Regions from separate parts of the Homo sapiens genome. Here region 1 is linked to region 2. A link is a loop called in an ENCODE intact Hi-C map of the cell type or tissue named here. Cell type or tissue: endothelial cell of umbilical vein. All regions are shown on one strand. Links, peaks and the distances in the headings refer to the core of each region. The heading gives the core; the rest is flanking DNA. Region 1 overlaps MRPL33 (mitochondrial ribosomal protein L33). Region 2 overlaps RBKS (ribokinase).

Region 1 (2,920 bases), core at 222-2,721, 110 kb before region 2:
TGGACTTACTTAGATAAGCTCATTCTTAGTCGTAGATAGCTTGGGAATCTCATATGCAGAGTATCCATATTGACTGTAGAAGAAAAAAGCTAAAATGTCTGTATGATAGGGACAAGTGAGGAATTGTTAGGTCATAGTTGTTTAAGTTCCTGGATCTTCCTTGGGTGATTATTCCATTTCTGGTGTTTTCTTGTTTTTGTTTTAGCAAAGAGGAAATAGGTAGGGGTGTGTGTGTGTGTGGGTGTGTGGGTGTGTGTGTGAGAGAGATGGAAGTTAATCGAGTGCCATAAGGCATTATAGAAATATGAAAGCCTTACTGCTCAGCATCTAGTCTTCAATCTTTTCTTTTTTTTTTTTTGAGACGGAGTTTCACTCTTGTTGCCCAGGCTGGAGTGCAATGGTGCGATCTCGGCTCACTGCAACCTCTGCCTCCCGGGTTCAAGTGATTCTCCTGCGCCAGCCTCCCGCGTAGCTGGGATTACAGGCATGCACCACCATGCCTGGCTAATTTTGTATTTCTAGTGGAGATGGGGTTTCTCCATGTTAGCCAGGCTGGTCTTGAACTCCCAGCCTCAGGTGATATGACCACCTCGGTCTCCCAAAGTGCTGGGATTACAGGTGTGAGTCACTGCGCCCAGCTAGCCTTCAGTGTTTCATCCAGGCCGGTAGCACTTTGTTTCAGAGAACTGTACTCTAATATTTACAATAATGAGATTTTGGTTATGATATTAATTATAGTACCAAACTAAAAACTCCGTATTTGGGTGTATTAACCCATCTCTGGGAAGTAGAGGTTTAGTGTCTATTACTCTTCCAGACAGCGTGGTCCACTTGGTTCTTGCTGCTCTCTTTCTGGAGTCCAGCTCCCAGTCTGTCCTTGCTTACCTCCTACAAGAGTGGACATTAATTGGGTGAAAACATTGTTTTCCATTTTTGTCCCTAGTTTTCTTTCTTAATGTGAATATTTCTTCATTGGTTGAATATGACTTGTGGCATACCAAGGATGCTGCTGATTAGCTAGTGGCCCTATAGCCATTTTCTCCAGTCTGCCCTGGCTCCTGGGATGGAGGAACTGAGTTTGCAAATCAGCTCCATCTTCATATCAAGGAATAGTAAAATAAGAGAAAGGTGAGGGCTTATGGTCTGATATGTATTTTTTATAAAAATGGCGATGATACTTAATAATTTTCTGCCACAATTTTTTTTTCTCCCTCCATAGTGAAACAAAGAGTCCTCTTCGTGGAAAAGAAAAAAATACGCTCCCTTTAAACGGTGGATTGAAAATGACTTTGATTTATAAAGAGAAGACTGAGGGCGGGGATACTGATTCAGAAATCCTGTAGCGTGTAATAAAAGAAGAGGAAATGGCATGGAATCACTGCCTCCTGTGATTTGAAGGCCATTGTGAAGGAAAACAATGCAGTGAAAGAAAGTTCTTCATATTAGGACAGATATCATTGCATCACATTTATTTATCTTTCTGGGTATTTTTATAGCCCTTAATAAAAAATATTAAAATAGCCTGTGCTATTGTGTCTTAGTGATGTTTTTCCCCACTATTTGATGTTTTAAAAATCAACCACATTACTAAAAAATAACCATTGTTCCATGTAATAAATGTTTCCATAACAACACTTATGTAAGAGTTTCCAGCCTGCTCCCTCTGTACTCAGAGAAAAGGCAGAGTAACATTCCAGAGTGATCTTGAAGAAACTCCCATGTAATAACAGAGATGGCAAGGGGGACCAGGAATGACAAAAAGAGGAGCCTTGTAACACAAACCAAGAGAACCTCTATTTCTGATTTGTGCTTATATAATTAGGAAAAATGCCACAGGCCTATATTTTCAAACCCAGATCACCAAAGCAGTATCTAGGATTTTCTGGGACAGCTTTGGATTCCTTTATTCCCTAGATTTTTCTTTCCTTTTAAAATAAAAGAAGGTATAGTGTTTCAATAAAGCCACTGCTAAGACTTCTGGGGCATGGTGGTACCACACAGCTAACTAGCATGGAATTCTGGGAGCAATCCCTAATGTTCAGATACGGACCTCTCTCCTGCCCAGAGCCATACACTTTCTCACTCAGGCTGTTGTTTCCCACAAGTTTTGAAAATTGTCCAGTTTTCTCCTTTGTCAAGTTCCCGGTTGAAAAGGATCTGCTCATTTTAAGATCTGTTGGTTCACATCCTACCCCATTTAAAGCATTTGTGTGGGAGAATGATACAGTGCCCACCCTGACTACAAAATAAGAAGTTCCTTCTCCATGGCCCAAACCTGGCTCTGAGGGAAATGTAAGAGCAGCTCTCTGGCAGTGGAATTAGAGGCAGATAGTTGATGAGTCTTAGGGCTTGTGGCCTCATGGTCAATCAGCTATTTTATGGCATCTTTTGATAAAGCTCTGGTTCAAAGTAATAATAGGTGAGATCTTGGCTCTTTTTAGGCTGAAACTGTATATAGTGTTGAGTTACAAGAAAAATCTTTCACCTGATCCTAGCTAAGCTGATGTAAAGGGTCTGTGACATGCATGAATTGCTTAAAAAAAAAAAAAACTTACCTGGTTTAACAAATGACTTACTTATTCAGCCCATGGGTTGAATGTGGCCCATAGGTGGTGGTTACTTCTTTTTTTTTTTTTTTTTTTTGATATAGGGTCTGCTTTGTCACCCAGGCTGGGGTGTAGTGGTGTGATCATAGCTCACTGCAGCCTTGAACTCCCAGGCTCATGTTATCCTCCCACCTCAGCCTCCTGAGTAGCTGGGACTACAGGTGTGTGCCACCACACCTGGCTAATTTTTTGTATTTTTAGTAGAGATGAGGTTTTGCCATGTTGGGCTCAAGCAATTCTTCTGCCTTGCTTCCCAAAGTGGTGGGATTACAGGCGTGAGCCACCATGCCCCTGTGGTGTTTACATTTAAAAAA
Region 2 (2,920 bases), core at 190-2,689:
AAACAAATACAAACTTTGATAGGTACAGTATAACTCTCTTTTATTTTTTTATGTTTAACAGGGTCTCACTCTGTTGTCCAGGCTGAAGTACAGTGTACAATCGAGGCTCACTGTAGCCTCAACCTCTGGGTCTCCAGCGATCCTCCCACCTCAGCCCCCCAGTAGCTGGGACTACAGGCTCACACCACTACGCCCAGCTAATTTGTGTATTTTTTGCGGAGACCGGGTTTTGCCATGTTGCCCAGGCTAGTCTTAACTCCTGAGCTCAAGCGATCCACCCGCTTGGCTTCCCAAAGTGCTGGGATTATAGGCTTGAGCCACCACTATGCCTGGCCATAACTTTTTTTTTTTAAGTAATCTAGGTCCAATGCTTCATCCGCTTTGGATCTAAAAGCTTCTAAATTCACTTATTCCACTATCCAATTAAACCTTTTGAAAATTAGGCACTCATTTCCTGATTTGGCAGGATTAAGCTTAGATGCTTGGGTGAACACGAGTCTTATCTCTCAAGCCATCACTTTTAATTGGCAGCATGTAAAAAGATAACACAGAGTTTTAGTTGACATCAGAGTCTATTGCTATGGAAATATAAACATAGGTTTGTATTAAGCACGTCTCAAAGCAAGTTTTAGGACTGCAGAGAGACTTGAAGAGAGACAGGAAGTCAATTTTATTAAAAATTTATCCTTTAAATGTTGTAGTGCCCTAGGAGGTCAGACCCTCAGTGATCTCATCCAGCCTCATGGCTTTAAATACCATTGATACACTGATGACTCTGAAATTTATATCTCCGGGTTGGACCTCTCCTTTGAGATCCAAACTCTTGTATCTATTTTCTTCACCTCCTCAATTTGATATCTAGTAGGTACCTCAACCCTCCCAATTCCACTCTGTGCTCCTGATACAGCCCTCTCCCACCCAACTTTCTCTGCATACAATCTTCTGCGTTTTCATAGAGGTCAACTTCCACTAATCCTGTCAACTCTACCCCAAAAATATAATAGAAAGATGCTTTCTCTCCACTTCACTGCTTTCAAGCTACCATCATTTCTTGCCTAGATTGTTGGGATTGACTCTGAATTTGTGTCCCTGCTTCTGTATTTGCCTTCCCCTTCATGCTATTTATTCTCATATAGCCCTTGGAGAGATCCTATTATAATCAAAATAAGATTATGTCACTCCCCTGCTCAAATCCTCCACTAGCTTTTCATCTCATCCAAAGTATGACTCAATGTCCTTTAATCACTGATTGCTGTCTCCTGACTCTTTTTTTCTTCTTCATCCATACTGGACTCCATGTTCTTCACTGAATACGGCCTTTGAGTACACTATTCCTTCTGCCTGGAATGCTCTTCCCTCAGATTATGACTTGTTTTCTTTCCTCCTTTAGGTCTTTACTCTAAATAACCTTTTCAGTGAGGCTTTCTGAAGCCAGTAATCTAAACTTCCTATTCCCATCCCTCCTTACATGTTTAATTTTTCTCCTTAGCTTTTACCTAACTTACTATGTAATTAACTTATTTCTACTGATACTGTCTTACTAGAATGTAAACTTCATGAGGCAGGGATTTTTGTCTGTGTTTTCACTGCTGTATCCTCTGCACATCAGGAAGTGCCTGGCACATAGTATAAATTCAATAAATATTTCTTGAATGAATAATTAAAAAAATGGGTGATACAGGTCATAAAAAATAAGGTTTACTAATGAAAACATGATTAACAAAGGCCTATGAGCCTAACGTCTAAAAATATTCACACATTGTTGTTTTGTTGTGGAAATCTGTCTTTGGAAAATCTTTGACTTTATATCCCATAAGACCAGGGTTGATTCCTTGTATCTTTGTAATGTGTAACTTTAGAGATGAGTGTTCAAGAAGGAAGAGGATGATGAGAAAAATATAAGTGAGTATTAAATAATTTCAATTGTTTGCCATGCTGTATGAGCTAATGATTTTTAAAAATTATTACTACATACGACTTACTATTCATAGCTGACTGAAATTAGAAATGAAAAAAAAGGTTATTCATTGATTGAATTAGCAGTGTCTGGCACACAGTAATGTAATATATAAAGTAAGTTGGGCTTGGATGCCATCTAAAAGGGCTTAGTTATTGAAGCAGTTTTATTTCTGAAGTGATACTAAAGAATAGGCATGCGTGTCCAGGCTAGTTACAGTTAAATTTAGGAATAAGGCACAGTAATAAAGATACTATCTTTAGACTTGAAAATTATAAATCCTTAGTTGTTATTCCTTATCAGTTTATAAAGTTAACAATGAATGTACAGACTACAAGCTATCAAATGTACTGTAGATGAAAAGGGCAATAAACACTAGTCAGAGTTAGAGGTAGAATGATATAATGGAAAGGTACGAATTGGGGCCAGGCACGGTGGCTCACGCCTGTAACCCCAGCACTTTGGGACACCAAGTAGGAGGATCGCTTGAGCCCAGGGGTTCAAGACCAGCCTGGGCAATATAGCGAGAGCCCATCTTTAACAAAATAAAAAATAGAAAATATATATTTAAAAAAATAAAAAAGAAAGGTTAAGGATTGGGAGACCTGGGTAGTAGCCTTTACTAGCCACTTACTAGCCAGTAAGTAACCACTTACTGGCTGTGTGATTTGGAGTAAGTCATTGAAGCTCTCTTCCTTATCTCACTTGTAAAATGTGAGGATAGAATGATAGGCTTCAAAGAGTCTCTGAGAACTAAATATTGTAGGATTTTTTACTTCAAGCTTAACCACTGTGGTAGCAAAAATAACATACTCTCTGCTCCCCTCTCCCAAAGTATGTCCACATCCAAATCCCCAGAATTTGTGAATATGTTGTTACGTGGCAAGGGGAAATTAAGGTTCCTAATAAGTCACCATAAAATAAAGAGATTATTCTGAATTATCTGGTTGTGCCTAATGTAAT

Evidence for each region. Hi-C counts contacts between places; a loop is a spot of excess contacts. Peaks named below come from ENCODE experiments on the same cell type or tissue, not always from the same donor. Only the 100,000 strongest peaks of a DNase experiment are listed, where the experiment ranks them.
Region 1: it touches region 2 in a loop (4-fold over the local background); 34 of 110 quality-filtered maps call a loop at or near these places.

The regions. Positions count from the first base shown.
Region 1 is chr2:27,778,214-27,781,133 of GRCh38, forward strand. It overlaps MRPL33 (mitochondrial ribosomal protein L33), which reads left to right. Exons shown (of 4, transcript NM_004891.4): 4 at 1,220-1,520. The coding sequence ends at 1,269. Among named protein-coding and RNA genes, the nearest start is that of MRPL33, 8.0 kb to the left of the region's middle. In endothelial cell of umbilical vein, for the core only: no CTCF peak of the experiment used is centred there; a DNase peak (open chromatin) is centred at 1,458; H3K27ac peaks cover 2,226 bases.
Region 2 is chr2:27,884,213-27,887,132 of GRCh38, forward strand. All of the region lies in intron 1 of RBKS (ribokinase), which reads right to left. Among named protein-coding and RNA genes, the nearest start is that of RBKS, 4.7 kb to the right of the region's middle. In endothelial cell of umbilical vein, for the core only: no CTCF peak of the experiment used is centred there; DNase peaks (open chromatin) are centred at 559 and 1,569; H3K27ac peaks cover 2,330 bases.